2 separate regions of the Homo sapiens genome follow, and region 1 is linked to region 2. A link is a loop called in an ENCODE intact Hi-C map of the cell type or tissue named here. Cell type or tissue: heart left ventricle. All regions are shown on one strand.

Region 1 (8,000 bases), 710 kb before region 2:
CTGTAACGGTGTTTCCGGATGAGATTAGCATTTGAATCACTAGATTCAGTAAAGTAGAACACCCTCCCAATTGGGTAGGCATCATCCAATCCCCTGAGGGTCTGAGAAGAACAAAAAGGCAGAGGAAGGAGGAATTCACTTCTTTTGCTTTCTGACAGCTTGCTTGAACTGAGACTTAAATCTTCTGCCTTTGATCTGGGATTTAGGCCATCAGCCCGCTTGGTTCTCAAATCTTCAGACTTGGACTGAGTTATACCAGCAGCTATGATGGAACTCTAGTTTGCAGATTGTAGATGATGGGACTTCTCAGCCTCCATAATCATATGAGACACATATGGTAATCATATGAGACACATATGGTAATCATATGAGACATATATGGTAATCATATGAGACACATATGGTAATCATATGAGACACATGGTAATCATATGAGACACATATGGTAATCATATGAGACACATGATAATCATATGAAAGAAAGTAAAAAGGAAAACAGGGTATATGCCCTATTTTATACCCAATATACCATAACTCTGTGTATATGTATATGTATATATGTGTGTACATATATATACACACACTATATTTTTAGTGTATGTGTATATAATGTGTATCTATACCCAATTTTTTTCTGTTTCTTTGGAGGACATTAATATAATTCTTATTCTGTATCTTTATTATATCCTCACATTTTAATCCAGCTCTCAAACATACTACATATCCAACACAGGCTCTCCTTTCCCTCTTTCCCAAATCCAGCAAGTTTTGCACTGTTTGTAAAATTTTTTGACCATTTAAATAAGAGACCTTTGTGTTTGAAAATCCTAACTTGAAGCATACAAGTCCTAGAAGACAAACTTATAAAGGTGGCTTGGGGCTTTCCCTCAAGGCCAGAAAGGCAACAACATCATTTGAGAGAGAGATTTGCAGTCCTTGCCCCCGAATAGTAATACCACTACTGTGCACAATACTCTGTGAGCAAAATCCTCAAAGCTGGACTGGTTCTATCTGTTGGGTCTGCTCTGTCTTTCTGATAAGCACATCCCAGGAAAGGAAAGAAATATGGTTGACTAGTTAGGTGAAGGCAGGTCATTTGTGGTTCCTTCTCTGTTTCAGGAACATGGTCAAGGACAGCTTGACCACCCAGGTTTAAGTAACGGTTTCTCAGTTTACATGGTTTACACAGGGACGCCAGGACAATTACTTCAGAATTTAGAGAGTTTCCCAGAGATGCACAGTCCTCCTGGGAACAGGAACCAGCTGGGTGTGAGGCTTGTGCTCTTGCTCTGAAAGGAGCACTCCCACACCCTTCAGTGAACCAACAGAGAGATATGCACACATTGGGGACCAGAGAGACATTTTTTGGATCAGTGCTAGAAGTCACGACTACAAATTCTCTTCCAGATTGTTTCCTTATTAATGGCTGTGAAACATTACAGCCAAAAGCTTCAGGAAAGGCACTATGAACCAACATGGCACTCAGTTCTCTAATTAGAAACATAATATTTCAGCTTGGCTCAAGTGTTGGAAGTCACTGTGGCAGAGAGCAGATCAGCAAAATGCCCTGAGAGCCACGCAAAGGAGACAGTCATTTAGGGGGAGGAGGAGACCTGGCACGGGTCACATTTTAAGTAATAAAAAAATAATAGCAGCAACAAGCACTTTGTCATGTTCAGTATGTAGCAAGTTCGGTTCTAACTTCTTCTTTTGTGATGATCATTTAGTCCCCACTACAGCCCTATGGTCCCTGTCCCTGTTATTGCCACATGGCAAGCCAGGAGGCCTAAAAATAGAAGGAGTAATGTGGCAAAGGCACTCAGCTAGTTAATGTGGAGATGGCTGGCATTGGAACCCGGGTAGAATGGCTCCAGACCCATCCACATAAACTCTGCTATGCTACCTCTCTATGCCTTAACTGGATGCCTCCATCAAGACTCTCCTCCCTCCTGATTTCAGGACAAGTGCAATGACTACTCATAATTGCAACCTCTGTTTGAAATTTTACCTGCTACAACTTGATTTTTATTGCCTCAATTGCTTTGCATCAAGTAGAAATATCACAGGCAGATGTTGGAATGAGACCAACCCCTGTTTGGAATTTGCTCAGCCCCTTGCTCTCTTGTTAGACCTTAAGCTGAGCGTCTACTCTCTCTAACTGAAGTTTTCCCATCTGGAAAACTAGAATAACAACACCCACCTTACAGGGTTCACAGACTAAAGGAGACATTTGCAATTCACCTGGTGGAGGAACAAACACATAGGATGTGCTCAATATACATTGGTTCCTTTCCTTGTCTTTTCCTTTTCCACAGTGCCCTACTTACACTTATTCACCTCAGGTGTTAATAGAAAAACACTTTCCTGTTCTACAACAGCCCTCATCTCCATTCTGGCCAAGAGCAACCACACACAGAGGCACTCATTCCTTCATTCGTTTACTCATTCACTAACACCAGGTAACACGCACCTCGGTGGAGGGTATTTGTTTCCCAGGGCTGCCTTAGAATACCACACATTTGGTGGCTTAAGACAAGGGAAATTTATTGTCTCACAGATCTGCAGAGAAAAAGTCTGAAATCAAGGTTTTAGCAAGGCCATGCTCCCTTGGAAGCCCTTAGGGGAGGATCCTTCCTTGTTTCTTCCAACTTCTGGTAGCCCTGGGCTTCCCTGACTGGAAGGTGCAGCATTTAGACCTCTTTCCATGGTCATGTTGCATTCTCCCCATGTGCCTCTGTCTTCAGATGGTGTTTTCCTCTTCTTAGAAGGATGCCAGTCATATTGGAGGAAGGACCCATCCTAATGACCTCATCTTAACTTGATCAAATTTGCAAAGACCCAAATTATTTCCAAATAAGGCCATGTTGCCAGGTACCAGAGGTTAGAAATTTAATATGTTCTTTGTGGGTTCACAATGCAACCCATAAGAGGGATGAGAATTGCAGAATGGTGCATCATGGATCCAGGGGAGGCAGATGGGGAAACTGAGGCACATACTTGGAACTTTTGGTCAATTTGTTTCTCTCCTGTTTCCCAGCATGATCTCCCATCATGGCTATGCACTCTGCAGGCAGGAAAACTGTGGCACAGGTCAGAAGTATTGAGGGAAACTCCTTCATAAGAAGCCAAGGAGTTGGCAGTCAGCGTTTCTCCTTGACACCTACTATGCACTGCACACACTCCATTCACCTAATTGAATCCTCCCAAAAACCCTATGAGGTTACAAAAGGTGGAAGTGAAGCAACTCATGAATGATTAAGCAGCTTACTGCTGATAAGGTTCAGGGCTGGAATTTGAATCCAGCTCTGCCTGGCTCCAGAGCCTGTGAATAGACAAGAACCATTTAATAGAAAATTTGTCACAGATGTTCAGTGCTGCATGCACATGAAGAATTAAGGTTAGCATATTGTGATATCACTGTGGATCCTTCATTGTTATTTGCCACATGGAAATGGCAACCACCCCATGTGGAACAGCTCACCAAGGAGATGCAGGGTTACTTATTTAATCGACTGCCCTCCACCTTTCCTCTCCTTTCCTCAAATCCCATTTTGTCTCTGGGCACAGATGGAGCATTCACTGAGGTGTTTGTGCAGCTGTAGCCTATGGGGACTCCCACGAATCAGCCACAGGGTGGAGCACTAAGATGTGGTGTTGCATCTGTGACTGCTCACCACACCCAAGTTGTCTTCCCTGCTGTCCACCAGCTCTGTGACCTTAGGCAAGTTACCTAACATCACTGAGCTTCTGTTTTCCCATTTGTAAAATGAGGATAATTATACCTATTCAGAGGTTGTTGTGAAGATTAAGGTAAATGTGGCAACACATGAAAAACCAGTGGTATAGCACCTGATACCTAGTATGTGTTTAACTAATATAACTTTCTTAGGTCTATAAGCCAATGGGTTCTCCTATATTTTAGCTCATTGCACTAGATTCCTATGACATGATCTAAATGGGGAAGGAGTGGAATGAGAGATCACTTTAACCTTAAAACACAAAAAAATGGGATTTTTCCCAAAGGCAGTCATATTTCAAACCAGGGGGTGCAGGGTATAAGAAAGCACAGGGACCTTTAGTTTCCTAAGGCAGGCATAAGGTGGCTAGATGACTTGAAACAACTGAAATGTATCTTCTCACAGTTCTGGAGGTTGGAAGCTTGAAATCAAGGTGCTGGCAGAGCCATGCTACCTCTGAAGCTCCTAGGGGATGAGACTTCCTTGCCTCTTTAAGCTTCTGGTAGTTACAGGAGTTCCTCAGCCCAAAAATGCATCACTCTGATCTCTCTGTCCATCTGCACATAGTCTTCTGCCTGTGTCTTTGTGTCTTCACTTGGCTATCTTCTTATAAAGATGCCAGTCATATTGGATTAGAAACTCACCTTACTCCCGTATGACCTCATTTTAACTAATTGCTTCTACAATAACCCCATTTTTAAATAAGTTAACATTCTGAGGTACTGAGCATTAGAACTTCAGTATACTCTTTGTGTAAGACACACCATAAATGACCATGTGGACTGAACTTCCAGAGAATTGATTTCCACTCCCCCAACCAGGGCCTAGGCTGTGGTTTGCCTGATGGGGTCATTGAACCCTTAGGCTCAGGAGAACCCAGCATGCATAAGTCTCTTCCCAAGTCTACATTCAGTGACATCATGCTGATGGTTTGAAGTCAGCCAGGTGGGAATATTCACACCATGCAAATTAGTAAAAGCTGCTCAGAGAGCCTGTTGTTCAATATTCACCAGCCCACTACTGTAAGTCACTAAGCTAAGGGAGTCACTTGTCTACTGTGAGATAGAAAAGACCCAAGACCCATGGGTTTCAGGAGATGAGAGTGTGTAGAACTGTAGAGAACTCCACTATTTATTGAGGAAGTCAGTTCACTTCTCCAAGAAAGTATGTAAATGCAGGATACCTCCCCTCTGCTACCCAACAGGCCCATGTTGAAGGCTGAAAGAGATAATGGTATAAGTACAATGTGTTCTTTTCAAAAAACAGAATTTTGCTGCTTTTTTTTTTTTTAACAGAATCTTGTTTTATTCAGCATGAAAAGTACAAAAAGCCTCAGACATAATCCACAGTGGGTGTATTAGTGCATTCTCATGCTGCTATAAATAACTGCCTGAGACTGGGCAATTTGTAAAGAAAAGAGGTTTAATTGACTGTGGGGCTAGGGAGGCTTCAGAAAACTTACAGTCATGGTGGAAGGAAAAGCAAACATGTCCTTCTTCACATGGCAGCAGGAAGGAGCAGAATGAGAGCTGAATGAAGGGGGAAGCCCCTTATAAAACCATCAGCTCTCATGAGAACTTATTCACTCTCATGAGAACAGCATGGGGGAAACAGCCCCCATGATTCAATTACCTCCCACCGGGCTCCTCCCATCACATGTGGTGATTATGGGAACTACAATTCAAGATGAGATTTGGGCATGAACACAGCCAAACTGCATCATTCTGTTCATGACCCCTCACAAATCTTATGTCTTCATATTTCAAAACATAATCATGCCCTTGCAACAGTCGCCTAAAGTCTTGTCTGAGACAAGGCAAATCCCTTCTGCCTATGAGCCTGTAAAAATCAAAAGTTAGTTACTTCCTAGATACAATGAGGGTATAAGCACTGATTAAATACATCCCTTCCAAGTGGGAGAAATTGGCCAAAACACAGGGCTACAGGCCCCATGCAAGTCTGAAATCCAGTAGGGCAGCCAAATTTTAAAGTTCCAAAATGATCTCCTTTGACTCCATGTCTCACATCCAGGTCACACTGATACAAGAGGTGGGCTCCTATGGCCTTGGGCAGCTCTGCCCCTGTGGCTTTGCAGGGTACAGCTCACCTCTCAGCTGCTTTCATGGGCTCTTGTTGAGTGTCTGTGGCTTTTCTAGGCACACAGTGCAAGCTATTCATGGATCTACCACTCTGGGGTCTGGAGGACAGTGAACCTCTTCTCACAGACCCACTAGGCAGTGCTCCAGTGGGAACTCTGTGTCGGGGCTCCGACCCTACATTTCCCTTCCACACTACCCTAGCCGATGTTTTTTATGAGGGCTCTTCCCATGCAGCAAACTTCTGCCTGGACATCCAGGCATTTTCATACATCCTCTGAATTCTAGGTAGAGGTTTCCAAACCTCAGTTTTTGACTTCTGTGTTCATGCAGGCTAAACACCACGTGAAAGTCATCAAGGCTTGGGGCTTAGACCCTCCAAAGCCATGGCCCAAGCTGTACCTTGGCCTCTTTTAGTCATGGCTGGAGAGGCTGGGATGCAGGGCATCACGTCTCTAGGCTGTATACAGCAGGAGGGCTCTGGGCTTGCCCATGAAACCATTTTTTCCTACTAGGGCTCTGCGCCTGTGATGGGAGTGGCTGTCATGAAGGTTTCTGAAATGCCCTGGAGATATTTTCCCCATTGTCTTGATGACTAACATTCTGCTCTTCATTACTTATGTAAATTTCTGCAGCAGGCTTTAATTTCACCTCAGAAAATGGGTTTTTCTTTTCTACTGCATTGTCAGGCTGCAAATTTTCCAAACTTTAATGCTATTCTTCCTCTTGAGTGCTTTGCTGCTTAGAAATTTCTTCTGCCAGATACCCTAAATAATCTCTCTCAAGTTCAAAGTTCTACAGGTCTCTAACACAGGGCAAAATGCCACCAGTGTCTATGCTAAAGCATAACAAGGGTCACCTTTACTCCGGTTCCCAACAAGTTTGTCATCTGAGACCACCTCAGCTTGGACTTCATTGTCCATATCACTATTAGCATTTTGGTCAAAGCAATTCAATGAGTCTTTGGACTCATTCCAAACTTTCCCACATCTTCCTGTCTTCTGAGCTCTCCAAGCCTCTAGGAAGTTCCAAATTTTCCCACATTTTCCTGTCATATTCTGAGCTCTCCAAATGTTCTGACCTCTGCCTGTTACCCAGTGCCAAAGTTGCTTCCACATTTTCAGATATCCTTATAGCAGCACCCCACTCTACTGGTACCAATTTACTGTATTAGTCTGTTCTCATGCTGCTATAAAGAACTGCCCGAGACTGGGTAATTTATAAAGAAAAGAGGTTTAATTGACTCACAGTTATATGGGGCTGGGGAGGCCTCAGGAAACTTACAATCATGGTGGAAGGGGAAGCAAGTATGTCCTTCTTCACATGGCAACAGGAAGGAGAAGAATGAGAGCCAAGCGAAGGGGAAGCTCCTTATAAAAACATCAGATCTCATGAGAGCTTACCATCATGAGAATATCATGGAGGTTCAATTACCTCCCACCAGGTTCCTCCCACCACATGTGGGGATTATGTGAACTACAATTCAAGATGAGATTGGGGTGGGGACACAGCCAAACCATATCAGTGAGTGTCCAATAAATATTTATTAAATTGAAGTATTACTATCTTAATCAGAAGAGTGGGTTTTCTGTAGTTTGTTCATAATTTACCTCCAAAAAAAAGCATAAGTAAGTCTAGGATATTGACCAGTTGCTAAGCCAGAATGACTTCTTAAAAGACCTTGTCAACAATTTACCCAGCAGTGGCTAATGCTTTTCTGTCTCCAACTGGGACCCAGAAGAGAACATCATCTCTTTTCTCCTTCATTTTCCCACACTTCCACCACCTTGTACACAGCTCCTATTCTAAGGCCTTACTTGGACTCTGAAATTAGCATCATAATGGGTCTTCCAGCTTCATATCTGCCCCACCAACTCAACTACTTCCTCATTTTGCTCCTGGGGTTTTCTTTGTAAAGACGTATCTGACCATTTCATCCCCCTGTCTAAAACCTGAAAATAATTTCTGTCACCCTCAAATACAATCCAAACTCCTTAGTATGGCATTCAAGTCTCTGGGGCTATTATCCAGTCTGGGTCTGGGTCTGGATAGGATCTTTTGATGCCTGATCCCACCTCAGATGCAGATGGGCAAGTAACCCAACTTAGCCAATTAGATTTTCCCAACCCTGGTCACTGTGGTTGGTAATCCAGGAAGATCACTGACC
Region 2 (8,000 bases):
ATGTATGCTCTTAGGCTAGTTGCATATTATTTTGTTTCCAAAAATTGCAGAGAAAATGTCTAAGGAGAGAGAAATAAAACTCTTAGGAGTTGAAGTGTAAAACACGATATCATTCTTAAAGTTTCCTGGTGGCGTACCTGGATGTCTATTCCAGAGGATTTTTTAAAGCAAGATTACCACCAAGTAATACTAGTTTATATGTTTTTAAATTGTTTCTTCCTAACTAGAACAGGGAGGGAAATTAGTCTTGAGTTTACATCATTTTATTGAGTTTTTCTTAGTCCAGAACTATGAACCCAATGGATTACAACAGTATGAAGTCATTCAGAACCAATGCATTTGTCAGATGGCAAAGGCATTTATGAGCAGCTATATGAAGAAGACTGAATTCATGGCTTCACTCCAGTGCCATCATGGAGGTGGCAGAACTTACCGAAGTAAAGACTTGCCCAATATAGTTAGGGTTCCAAAAAATGATCTGCTAGCACTAAAAGGAGAAAAATCATAAACTCTAAGGGGTTGCATAGATGCTCTTTCATTACAAAAGTACTATCTTTTACAAGATTGTGAGATGCTGCCTTGGTGGAAATAAACAAGAAAAAACAAAGTCTCAGTGATCTATTCCAACCACAGTTTCAGATAAATTTGGCACCACTGAGCATCCCCATTGTTACTGAAACAGAAAACACTCAGGTCTTACTATTATTATTACTCCAGAACAACAAAGAGAGTTGCAAGGATTTTCTACAGAAAACATCCAGGTCTTACTACATGTAGAACTAAAATTAAAGCACAGCCTCCTGAGATGTCCCAGTTGGTCAGAATATTGACAAATAATAACTAGAAGGTTAGTATGTGAGATGGTCAGGGCCCAGAAGCCATATATCCATCAATATATCAAGGTGTGTCCACACAAGGAGTTGCCCACCTGATTCCCTTTTAGGGTTGCCAGATAAAATTCAGAAGATTCAAATATAAATTTCACATAACAATCATTTAGTAGAAAACTGTCTCAAATATTTAACTGGGTGTCCTGTATTCCTTTTTGCTAAATTTGGCAACTCTAAATTATGAACAAAAATTCACCTACAAAAACATAAATATGAGTCCAACTAACTTTTTGGAAGGCCGTGCATATAATTTCTCATATAACAAGAAGTAATTGTTCTTTTGAGAAGGGATTCTTAGCTTCCTAAAACAGTTTTAAAGGGCCAAAGTTAGCTGGATGAGAAAGCCATTAGAGAATCTTTTGGGTGGAAAGTCAGAAGACAAGATCTAGCCCCAGGAATTCCAATAATCAGCTTTGTGTGACTTTTAGACAAATCACCTAAATCCTTTAAGCCTCTGATTCCACACTGGATTGGTGGTGGAAAGTAAGTGCTGTCTTTCTCCAAACTCATGGCAGACATTGGTAATAGATAGAAGCATTTCTTCCCACTGTGCCCCAGGGCAGCCTCAGAATTCTCAACAAAGTCTCCAGGTCCATCCATCAACAAGCATGTACCCTTGAGATGAAATCAACTTGCCTTCCCTGAATTAAAGGAGCCTTTGGTTACCCTTCCAGTTCTAACGAAAGTTTGGAAACTCTTGTATTCTAATTCAATAGGCAAGGCTATACCTAGTTTTGCACTCCCAATTAAAAGCAAAACTTGGCAACTGCCTTCTGAAATCGCTATTTTACAAAATCAGAGCAGGAGTAATGGGTGCTGGAGTTCTGCTTGGACCAGGCCTTATAGGCCATTACTTCCAGCTGAGTGGCTCCAACAGCCCTCCAGGGCCTTGGTGGAGGCCAGGGTAGATCCTGACACTGGCCCTCAGTGAAGAACTTGACTCCACTCTGCTTCACGTCTCTGCTTCTTTTGCATCCATGGGCTTCTCATACCACTCACAGGTTTCCTCACCCTGTTATCTGCCTTTTCTACAGCATGGATTCTGATTTCTCATCATTTCAATCTCTGCTGGCATCTCCCAGCCCAGCTCTAGTTCATGACATGTTCTTTGCTTTAGCTCCAATTGCTCAATCCCTGCTGACTCTTTCTTCATGTCTCAGTTCAAATCCCCAGAGTGAGGATCTCATGTTTGGCAGGCCCCTGTTTATCAAAGAGCCAGCCTGGGGATTGGCTGCAGCTGATCCACACCCTCCTTCGGTCCCATCAGCTAGGACTGTGAATACTGGTATAAAGCACAGTTGCCTGCTCAAAGCCCATCAGCACGAGATGTAGGCAGTTTTGTTTTGTTTTTTTTCCAAAAGTGTGTCATCAGGTAGGCACTGCGATGTTCAGTTCATAATTTCACAGGGTCTTTGCAAGAACAAAATGTGGTAATATATGTAAAAAATGACAATTTTAGCAGATTTCCCCCAAAAGCAGACTCTGAGACAAGGACTTGAGTATAAGTGGTTATTTGGGAGTTGCAGGAAACACCAATAGGGTAGTGAGGAAGCAACAGAGCAACAATAACTGTGTCTGTAAGCTAACTGCCATTGTGGTTGATTGAAGCTCATCCCAAGGAGCTGCCCAGGAGAACAGGATAACACACACCGAATCAGCTCACCCAAAAAGGGAGGAAGCCGGAGTGTTTAAAGACCAACTCCCAAGAGTCATTGGCTGAGGACCGCTCTCAGGATCAATATTTTTCCAGCACTTTGAGAGTGCCTTTGGTGCTCAGGTAAAGTGACTTTGCAGGGTTCTGAAAAAAGGCTTCAGGCACAGAGATGGAGATAAGACAGTTAAAAATCTATCAAAGCACCCTGAATTGGTTAATGCAAGGGATATGGAAGAGGCAATGACTTCATCTGCCACCGTACTTGGTCAACCCTCAAATAAATGTTGGCCCCACAAGAGAAGGGGGTATTGTCTGCTTAGTTCCCTGTACCTGAAACTGCCTGGTGCATAATCAAAGCTCAGTAAATATTGGTAGGATGAATGAATGAATGAATGAATGAATGAATGAAGAAATGTCTATATAAATGAATGAATTATTTGGACAATTGTTGGAGATCTTTTCTATTTGTTTTTCTTCTCTTGTGAATAAAGAGGTAACGGGATGGGAGAGGGTAAAGGGGAGCAGCTGGGGGACACAGAACCACCTTGTACCAAAAGAAGCCTGAGTTTTAAGACCAACACTTTTTGCACAACTACCATGACTTAGGCAAAGCAGAACAAAACATCTCTCTCCTACACACTCCTCAAGTTGAATTTTAATGATTTTTTTCTACTATTTGCCCCTTATATTCATTTCAGTTTGGTTTCAGCTGCATAAGTTGTTGAGGGCTGTATCTGTCTCCTTTCCCTGGTCCTGTATCCCCAAGGACAACCCTGAGCCCCACTCTTACCTAAACCCTACACCAACAACATCACAAGCAAGCCTGCAGTCATTAGAATTGTGAGGGGACTATATTAATCCACCTCCACTGATAGGATTTGAGAAGGGCTTCCATTTAATCCCACTCCTCACCCCTGAGGGTGCCAAGCCAATTGAGAAATGCACACAGAAGCCACATATGTACCAAAATACTTGTCTTCCTACTGGTAGCACCAAATCAGAGAGAGCAACTTGGATATGAGGTTGAAACAAACTTCCCAGTAGTTGCCTCCAGGTCTAGACCTGATTAGCATCCCACAACAGAAACTTTTCCATTCAGCCTCAAAGAGAACAGAGGTCTCCCTCCCCTCAAATCAAGCTCATAGAACCCAAGAGAGGCCACATGTGCAAGTGACTTTTTACACACAGCCCACTCCCAACACAGAGCCCAGGGGGTACCAGACTCTTGCCATCTCACCAATCAGAGAAATCCCTCCTCCTCCCTCCACCAGAAGGAGCCATGGAGAGGTAAGCCACTAATTATTAAGAGAGTGGAAGTTCCTATCTTTCAGAGCAGCAGGAACTCAGGGAAAGGAACAAAAATTGTGCCTTCCCTACCACATCTATGAGAAAAGAGCTGATCTAAAAACATATTTACCTTTTAATTCTCAGTGACCAGATAGGGGCAAGTGCACCACTGGATACAGTGAGGGGCTTGCTCTACAGAAGAGTCATTTTCAGTTCCTCTTTCCTCCTGTTACACAGCTATCAATGCATTCAGGTCTGTGCAGAAACCATACGTTCTTCACTAGCTAGGGCCAGACCTTCTGCTCCTTCATCTCTCACACTAAGATTGTTAGTGAACTCTGCAGTGAATGCTCAGCCAGAGTTTGGAAATGTCATCTTACAAGCTCTAATATGTCAAGGAGAAAACTGTTTCTTTGGGAATGTTTCTTCCTAACCAAGATAAGAAAACAGTAATTTTGCTTTTGCTTCAAGGCATACTTTGATGGCAGGAGAATCCAGTTTACTTTTTAAGGTACTGACCTCTAGTGGCCAGCAACAATAACTACTCTATTAGAGACCATTTCCAGAGATTATGTAAAATCCAAGTGCGGGCTAGGAGAAACTTTAGAAATCAACTTTCTCTGCCCACCTCATATTCCAGAAGAGGAAACAGAGATCCATAAACGATGAGGGCCTTGTCAGTGGTCGCTAAGATGGGACTAGAGTCAAGGTCTTCTGTCTTCCATGTGGATCTCCTCCCATTGCCTAGTATACATTTATTAAAGCTACTTAGTCATATACACTGTAATTCATAAACAATTAGAGTAAAAATGACATTTCGTTATCAGATAATCCCTCTGTGGTTTCCTGCAAAGCTTGATGGGATAAGTGTGACTAGAGGTCCGTTTTCACGCTGCTGATAAAGACATACCCAAGACTAGGTAATTTATAAAGAAAAAAAGGTTTAATGGACTCACAGTTCTACCTGACTGGGGAGGCCTAACAATCATGGCAGAAGGCAAAAGGCACATCTTACATGGCAGTAGACAAAAGAGAGAATGAGATCCAAGTGAAGGGGGTCTCCCCTTATAAAACCATCAGATCTCGTGAGACTTATTCACTACCACAAGAACAGTATGGGGGAAACCACTCCCATAATTCAATTATCTCCCACTGGGTCCCTCCCACAACACATGAGAATTATAGGAGCTACAATTCAAGATTAAATTTGGGTGGGGACACAACCAAACCATATCAAGAGGTTTCAACCTCACTGGATGGTAAACAGCTAGAGGGTGAGGATTTTTTCTTAATCATCTTTGAATCTCTAGTACTTTGCACCACATCTGCCATGTGGCAGGCACTAAATAAATGTCAGATGGATGAATAAATTGATGGAAAGATAAATTTTAATTTGAAATTAAACACCAACTAAAACCAAAAGCTACCTGTCTTGCTACCCAACTAGCAAATGGCAGATTTAAGATTTGAGGCCAGCAGTTCAGTTTCACACTAAATGCTACTACTCCTAAAAGACCTCTTCACTGGCCCATGGAACCCCCTCCTACTAGTGACGACTTTCCAAATTTAACAGATGCAGCATTTCTGGCTCTTTGAATCCACACAGCTGATTCGAAAGTAGGTTGTGTTTTTTAGACTCTCAGTCATCAGTTTGTGTTTTTTAGATCTCAGTCATATGTTTTTTAGATTCTCAGTCATAAGTTCTTCTCCTTATATAAGGACTCAGTGAAGGCTTTGCTTTGTGTGTTGGTTTGTTCCTTCAATCACTCAACATATTTACTGAGTGTCTGCTATGCACCAGGAGCTTCCCTGAGCAATGGAAACCCAGCAGGAAAGACAAAATGATGTGTCAACAGCTATGCTAGTGGTAAGCACTAGAAGGATAAAGAAAGAAGGCAGGCTTGTTAATGATGATGGATCCTTTTCTGGTGTTAGCAGAGACTTGAATTAGGAGGGAGTCTTGAAGGTCTCAAGCATACATTAGTATCATGGAGAAAGCGTGAGTGATTCTCAGGATCCCTTGGAAAAATAACCCAGGCTGGCAGTGAGGAGAGAAAATCTCCATATAGGAAGGGGCAAACTTACGCTCAACACTGATCCCCAATCATTGTTCCTAAAATTTACTTGCCTTTTGAGAATTTTAGCAATCTCCACTGATACCATCATTCTTGCTACTGAAATTACTCTTCTTTACTTTACCCTCTCATCTCGAGCATGGATATAAATTCTTTCTGTAATTCCCCCACAGCATAGATGAGTCTCTAAGGGAACAATTATAAGATTTTACAGATGTGTCAGAGATAAGAGGCGAAAATTATAACACAGAGAATTACTAAAAGCTGGCAACTAGATATGATGGCACTTGTGATCCACAAAATCTAGTCCACCGTCATGAAGTTGGCTGGGTCCTTGCAGTGCTACTGTTTTTCTGTTTGGCCCTAGTTGGACAGTACATGGCAGTGTCCATATTTCCCTGACAGGAAAATCCTCTAGTATGGCAAAGCCCCTCAGAGTCCAAGCCCCAGAGAGCAGAATGATGCATAGTAGCAGGCAACCCTTTGTCCTCTGCTCCAAATTCCATCTCTCAAATAGTGAGAACACAAGCAGCTACCAATTTATGGATGGATTTTACTCTAGAAATCTGTTTGCTAGTCAGTTCTTTGGAATCTGCCATGCATTTCCAAAAACATCAACAGTGACTGAGATCAGAGGCAAGTCCATGAAAATTCTATTTATACCCTAGTCCATCTAAGGATGTTGGAAACATAGCTTCTCAATTTAGCAGAATTCAGGAAACAAGTATAGATGCTCCTGGGTACTTTTTTTTTTTTTTTTTTTTTTTTTACCAATCTATGCTCTGTACCAATATAAGCACCCAAACCCCTACAGGTCCCCAAGCTTCTGCATCAGAGGGTAAAGCAAAGTTGTCTGTACCAGGAGCTGTGGCTACAAACAGCAAAGAGTTGAAAATTCTTGAGCTGGAATAGCAGAGAGGTCATTCTTATATTGAGTCTAGCAAACTGCCTTTTTCCCAAGTATCTTTAGCAATTGCTGCATTGGAAGGAAATACAGTACAATTTGTGGCATCACAGGGCATGAAAAAATGAAAGATGGATCAGGCTGTGTAGGAAAGCAAAACCTACTTTTTAATCAGGAGGGTATTATCAGCTAATCCTCTCTCTAGTAAGCTCAGTAAGTCTCCTTGGGTAAGATCTTGTTTCAAATGGAGAGTCCTGTGAGCAACTCATCTTGATTATGCAAATGTAAGGCAAGTGGACACCCACTGCCCTGGAAAATGGGAATATAACATCATTTTCTGTGGCATGACTGATGCTCCCCAATTTTCAAAATGCCCCTTGTGCTCTTTGACATACATTGAATAAATCTGCAAAGGGAGCCAAGAAACCTCCTAGAGGAAAAAGAAATTTTGATACTAATTTCTTTTCTGCTGAATTTCAATAGCATTAAAAACTCAGTGATAAACTTGGTTGGTTAAAACTGAGATTGATCAGCCAAAAAGGATACTTGCCTCTATGGAGGGGAATGCAACATGAGGAAAGGGAGTTTGTGGGCTGTGGATTGGTGACTATGGTTCAAACTAGAACTCAGAGGATGTTGGGCTCCAGGAGGGTCCATTCCTGGTTTAAATGTAACCTGGGATTGAGGTCTTAAAACCTGCTAAATTCTGGAAGCAGTAGCAGATCATATGGGTGTAAATCATATTGGAAAAAACAGGGTTTCTCAACCTCAGCATCCTTGACATACGTGGACAGATAATTTTTTTATGTTGGAATGGCAGTGCGGGGACAGTTCTATGCAATGTAGGATGTTTAGCAGTATTCCTGGCTTCTACCCATGAGATGCCAGTAGCACTCCCTTCCCCCCACCAAGTTGTGACAACCAAAAATATCCCCAAACTTTGCCAAATGTCCAAGAGGGTCAAAATTGGTTGAAAAGCACTAGTATAACCTGAAAGAGGGTAAACCTGGAATCTCTAATGTGAGGCAGCTGGTATGACTAACAGAAACATCAATGTAGCTGAGAGCAAAATTGCTTAGACTTCTTGGGAACCATTTCCAGCAGTAATTGACTAGCTACTTCTCTCTCCATTGGCATTTGCACAAAGGGTTACCCTTTGAATCAAGTGAGCCCCTCAAGATTTATGAGCA

Evidence for each region. Hi-C counts contacts between places; a loop is a spot of excess contacts. Peaks named below come from ENCODE experiments on the same cell type or tissue, not always from the same donor. Only the 100,000 strongest peaks of a DNase experiment are listed, where the experiment ranks them.
Region 1: a loop joins it to region 2, with 7 times the contacts of the local background. A loop is called at or near these places in 2 of 110 quality-filtered maps.

Annotation. Positions count from the first base shown.
Region 1 is chr4:14,746,477-14,754,476 of GRCh38, forward strand. All of the region lies in intron 2 of LINC00504 (long intergenic non-protein coding RNA 504), which reads right to left. Among named protein-coding and RNA genes, the nearest start is that of LINC00504, 140 kb to the right of the region's middle. In heart left ventricle, a CTCF peak has its summit at 3,623 (motif pointing right); no DNase peak of the experiment used is centred here.
Region 2 is chr4:15,453,407-15,461,406 of GRCh38, forward strand. No RefSeq gene overlaps it. Among named protein-coding and RNA genes, the nearest start is that of CC2D2A, 12 kb to the right of the region's middle. In heart left ventricle, a CTCF peak has its summit at 4,350 (motif pointing left); no DNase peak of the experiment used is centred here; H3K27ac peaks cover 520 bases.